Linked DNA regions of Homo sapiens: region 1 is linked to region 2. Evidence: chromatin loops called from intact Hi-C (ENCODE). Cell type or tissue: gastrocnemius medialis. All regions are shown on one strand. Links, peaks and the distances in the headings refer to the core of each region. The heading gives the core; the rest is flanking DNA.

Region 1 (2,922 bases), core at 100-2,599, 200 kb before region 2:
TCCAGGAGACTCATCTGCAGTGGCCTTCTACATAGGACCTGGAGTGTCACAAAGTCCTGATGCTGGCTGAGTGCCTCCCTACCACAGGACAGTCACTCCCCTGCCCTGTACTGATCTGGGGCCCAGTAACCCCACCCATTATAAAATTTACAAACCATAACACAGAAGTGACAAGGGTTACAGGAGAGAAGGCCTGTGCCTCCAACACTGGATAGTTCCTGTCTTGAATGGTGGATTCCAATCCTTGCCAAACACTATTTATCACAATCATAATCAAAATGACAGCCATCAGTTAATGAGCGTTTAGGTACCAAGCATGACAAAGTCTTTAGCAAGGGTTAACTCACCAATATTCACGTGATGCTACCAGACAGGCAATGTTATCTGCATCATTACAGATGAGGAAATGGAGGAACAGGGGTTAAGCAGTTTGCCTGAGGTTGCACAGCTGGTGAGCGGCAGGCCACAGCAGGCTCCAGAGTCCACCCACTTAACCAACTAGGCCACACTATCTGCTCTAATTTCCTCCTGACCATCAAGTTCCATCAGAACCAGCTCATAATAGAGTCAGCTTCAGTTTCCTAAAAAAAAAAAAAAAAAAAAAAAAAAAACTTCTGGGCCAGGCATGGTGGCTTACGCCTGTAATCCCAGCACTGTGGGAGACCAAGGTAAGTGGCTCGCCTTGAGCTCAGGAGTTCGAGACCAACCTGGGCAACATGGCGTAACCCTGTCTCTACAAAATACAAAAAAAATTTGCCAGGTGTGGTGGCACACGCCTGTAGTCCCAGCTACTCAGGAGGCTGAGGTGGGAGGATAGCTTGTACCCAGGAGGTAGAGGCTGCAGTGAGCTGAGACTGTGCCACTGAACTCCAGCCTGGGTGATAGAGTGAGACTTGTCTCAGAACAAGAAAAAAAAAAATTATATACTCACTCCCATTAGTTCAATGAACGTGCCATTGCCAGCCTTTTTCCCCAGAGACCATACAACTAGATCACACAACTCTTGCTGCATAAGAATAAATGGGGACAGGCACAGTAGCTCATGCCTGTAATCCCAGCACTTTGAGAGGCCAAGCACTTTTGGGAGGTCAGATGGCAGGCAGATCACATGAGCTGAGGAGTTCAAGACCAGCCTGGCCAACATGGTGAAACCCTATCTCTACTAAAAATACAAAAATTAGCCAGCTGTGGTGATGCACACTGCCTGTAATCCCAATTACTCAGGGGGCTGAGACAGGAGAATTGCTTGAACCCAGGAGGTGGAGGTTGCAGTGAGCCGAGATCACACCACTGCACTCCAGCCTGGGCAACAGAGTAAGAATGTCTAAAAATAAAATAAAATAAAATAAAACAGTAAACGGGTTTAGGCACAACAATTTCCACTAATGAACAATCTATCATTTTCTGCTCAATTCATTCTTGTGTCCCTCACTCTTCGTCCCCACCAGCACCCCAGGCAGACACTGCTTGCTTAGAGGCCAACATGTTCTCCACTCCAAGTTCATAATGCATCTTTAAGACCTGTCCACTGCTGCCAGTCCTGAGCACATAAGAAGGTGTTTGAAGTTTAACTGCACTTCTAACTGGTGTAAATAAAATCGGATGATGATGTAGCTCTCCCACTTTCTTCAACTTACATTTAAATAACTACATACCTAAATGACACTACTATCATACAGAACTGGATGCATACCCATGACAAATAAAAAGATAACCCTCCTCCTCAGTGATAATGGCATGTTTCTACTTCATCCCTCCCCTGTTCCTTCTTTCTCTCTCTGTTCATTCACTTATCAGACATCCTTATGTACATTCTGAAAGACAGTGTAACTTGTTCATTAAGATGTGGTTTCTGGAGTCAGATGGCCAGGGTTCAAGTCCTGCCTGGCTTGTGAGCTAAGTGTCCTTGGGCAGGGTATTTCACCTCTGTGTAAACAAGGATGCACCAAGGATGAAAAGAACAGCTTTGACATCAGAAGGCTGTTGCGAGGATTACATTAGGCAATTCAGGCAGAGCCCCCACTGTCAGGGCTCCAGAAATGTGAGCTATTGTTTGTAGATTCCAGGAACCACACAAGGCACTGGAACTCAGCTGTGAAAAGGGTGGTGCCTGCCATCAAGAAGCTCACAGTCTCCTGGGGGGAGACAAGCATGTACAACAGCTGATGAGTGTTGTGCTAGAACCAACAAGGTAGTAGGGGCCTAAAGGTGGAATCACGGAACACTCCCTGGAGGAGGTGCTGCTTAAAACTGTGCAAAGCCACAAAAGGAAAAAAGCAAAAGGAAAGAGCATGCCAAGTCTCAAAAAAAAAAAAGAAAAGAAAAGAAAGAAATTTAGCAAGCGAAGGGAGAGGAAGAGGATGAGGCTGTAGATGTAAACACAGACTAGGAGACCAACAAAGAAATTGAAACATAGCATCTGACATTGACTGCCCAGTCAACTGCCAAGAAACAACCACTGAGCCTTAGCTCTGCTGAGATTAAGGTGACTGCATTTGACAGATACTCTAACCGACGCTCAAAGAAGCAAACCCATTCAAGGGGTCACCCGTTTTGGGCCTCTAGGTCAGCCATTCTGTGGCTGGCTTTCCCTAGCAGGTCTTTCAGAAGGCAGTCCTACTTAAAAATCACATGTTCTACTGACAGCTAGATGGGGTTCCTTTAACTCTCTGGCTCAAGATTGAAAGCTAGAGGCCTGTGAAATGGACCCAGCCAACAGTCTTGTTTTTTTTCTTACATTTAAATTACATGCCAATATTTATATATCAACAAAATCACTCAAACCCCTAGATTCGCAGCTTCTTTAGAAAAATCAGAAAATCTGGCAATTCTGGGCCTAGATTCCCATATGGCAACAATCAGCACCAAATGAGGAGCCTCTGATCCTCTATATGAGACACATGCTCTCCATTTAGCCACAGG
Region 2 (2,922 bases), core at 234-2,733:
AGTAAACGAAGAAACTAGGGTTTAAACTCAGGCCCTTGGGCTCCAGAGCCCTGCTTGTAACCACTGAGACAGACCACCTATCCTACAGTAGATGTACAAAATTATTCATTATATAATGATTTTATGGACAAAAGATTAAGACAGCCTAACTACCGTTCATAGGCAATTGTTTATGTATTATGGCACTTCTACTCAATGGAAAACTAGACAGCTGTTAAAGAGAATGAGGTATCTCAATGTGTGATGTGGAATGATCTCCAAGATTACAGTTAAATAAAAATGGTTCAAAATATTGTAGATCACCGGGCACGGTGGCTCACGCCTGTAATCCCAGCACTTTGGGAGGCCAAGGTGGGTGGATCACCTGAGGTCAGGAGTTCAAGACCAGCCTGACCAATATGGTGAAACCCTGTTTCTATTAAATACAAAAATTAGCTGGGCGTGGTGGCAGGCACCTGTAATCCCAGCTACTCGGGAGGCTGAGGCAGGAGAATCGCTTGAACCTGGGAGGTGGAGGTCGCAGTGAGCCAAAATCACACCATTGTATTCCACCTTGGGCGACAGAGTGAGACTCTGTCTCAAAAAAAAAAAATTGTAGATAATATGTGCCATTTGTATGAACTACATATAATATATATATACACACACACATACATATTTATAAATATCTAGAAAATCTCCAGAATAGTATAGAATAAAATGGTGCTCAGGATTTCTTCCAAAGAGAGGTACCTAGATCCTAGATATGAGAGAGGTAGAAGATTTACTTTTCACTGAAAACATTTTTACTAATTTTTAAATTTTGCACATGGTCAATTTTGTATATCACCTACTTATTTAAAGCAAATTCAAAAACAAATTAAAACTGTTTTCCAACCTAATGCACAGTTTTGGGGAAGATGGATAGAATAAAAGTAATCAGAATGGTCTCTTATGACAGACATCCTCTATCCATTCCTTAGAGAGAAGTGAATAACTTCCTGCAATTTTTCACAGTAGAGATTCTGAAATGCTTAGAAAAAAAAACAAAAAGCCATTCACTTTCCTCAGCCCAGACATTTGTTTCTTAAAAATGCAGTGGACAGATAGCAGGAAAGAACTCCCTGTAAAGATTATAGGAAGAGAGAGTTCAATGTTTGTGCATGGGTATATGTGAGAGATCATAAGAAATCCTTAAAAAAAATAAACATGGCAGGTAATGAACCAGCACCACCACTGTGTGGCTGAAATAGAAATGGGTATGTCACCTCCATGCCACCAAAGAAACGGAGTCTCTCGTGTCCTACAAAGCATGCGAGGCATCTTGCCTTGCCAAATTTAAACAGCGATATTATTTTTAAGCTACTATAATTAGTCTCCATTTGTCTGTGAATCAGCCTTTATGAGGCAATAGCATCTAAGCCCCATCAGATGAAACATGAAGCCACATCATGTCTGTTTATTATTTTGAAAAGAGAGGGTGCCAAGTTTCCTGTAACACCCAATTCAAACACTGAAATTTGGAGGACAGAATGTCCTGTTGTCCACGTTTGAAGATAGGAATATATTTTCATCTAATACATCAGAGCCCCAGGTTCAGCTGGCAACAGGAAGGAATTGAATTCCACAGCTCAAAAATAGGACTTAAGTACTAAAGCACCTTTCTTTGCTCATATAGGATAATATTTATGTTTTAACCCCTCATGTGGCAGCATGTTTTAAAGTGCCCATGTTTGTGAACAAACATGAGAACGTTTTAATCTAAAGATAACTGCCTAGGTGACAAGAGATTGGCAAGTGTTTTAAAGCTATGTTTACACTCCCTGATATATGGTTCTCCTAATTAAGTTTCTCAAGAGCAATAAAGAGTTTCTATTGCAAACAGAAAGGTAGGGGGAGGGGAGCATTCCTATTTAAGCCTGAGCTTCCCGCAAATGACATGGCTCCCCTAAGGGGTTCTGAAATCAGGTATTGGAATATAGTAGAATCTTCTGGTCTCCAAAGGAAGTCCAGCCAGAGAGCAGGTAACACTAACTTTAATGCAGTTAGAATCTGTAAGAGGTTTAAACTGGCTGCCTCAGTAAGCCCCAGAGACCCAATGAGAGGGCACAAGCTCAATGCCATCATTCACAAAGAACATCAGTTAGCAGTATGCCAGCAGATCTGGCACATGGTGGTGGGGGTGGTGGTGCAGAAGAGGGAGATACCCTAGTCACTTGTCTTCAGATTTATTACAGTAAAGCCTTAATATCTTCATGCCCTCGATAAATGTGTATAGGCACACCTGTATCTTTTATAGCAAGTACCATGGGTTCTAGTTTCAGTTATAACATTTACTAGCCAGGTTCCCTTCAGCCAACCACTTTAACCTTTCAGAACTCCATTTTTCCCCCTCAAATACGAAACAAGCAATAACAACAAATAGGGAATGAGGCAGTGGGGAGTAATACTTGCCCTGTATCTAACCTCACAGGATTTCTATAAGAACCAAAATGAAATAATTAATAATAGTTTCACAGTCTTTAAGGTTTAGCAAACATGTATATAATGTTTTCTTATGGCTGGGATGAGGTGCTTGACAATTCTCACATCTAACAACCCTCTGTAAAGGTACTATTATTATCCTTGTTTTGTAGATAAGAAAATTAAGGCCCAGAGAGGTTCAATAACTTGCTGGAAGTTATGATACTAGGAAGGGGGATTTGAACTTTAGCAGCCTGACTCGAGTTTGTGGTACTATATACCACAATATGCAGCCTGTCATAATTATCATATGAACATTAATATTATATAATAACTAAATTTATGTTTATCTCAATTTCACAAATGAAGAAAATGAGGCTCAGAGAGGTAAGTCACAAGCCAAGATCATCGAGCAGGCAAATGGCAGAGCCAGGATTTGAAACTTAAGTCTATGTGACTGCAGACCCTGAACTCTCAACC

What was found. Hi-C counts contacts between places; a loop is a spot of excess contacts. Peaks named below come from ENCODE experiments on the same cell type or tissue, not always from the same donor. Only the 100,000 strongest peaks of a DNase experiment are listed, where the experiment ranks them.
Region 1: it touches region 2 in a loop (3-fold over the local background); 2 of 110 quality-filtered maps call a loop at or near these places.

Annotation. Positions count from the first base shown.
Region 1 is chr10:95,276,314-95,279,235 of GRCh38, forward strand. The region is part of intron 1 of PDLIM1 (PDZ and LIM domain 1); the gene reads right to left. Among named protein-coding and RNA genes, the nearest start is that of PDLIM1, 13 kb to the right of the region's middle. In gastrocnemius medialis, for the core only: no CTCF peak of the experiment used is centred there; DNase peaks (open chromatin) are centred at 1,088, 1,477 and 2,008; H3K4me3 peaks cover 425 bases; H3K27ac peaks cover 2,500 bases.
Region 2 is chr10:95,473,048-95,475,969 of GRCh38, forward strand. The region is part of intron 2 of SORBS1 (sorbin and SH3 domain containing 1); the gene reads right to left. Among named protein-coding and RNA genes, the nearest start is that of SORBS1, 87 kb to the right of the region's middle. In gastrocnemius medialis, for the core only: a CTCF peak has its summit at 1,219; a DNase peak (open chromatin) is centred at 1,284; H3K27ac peaks cover 2,500 bases.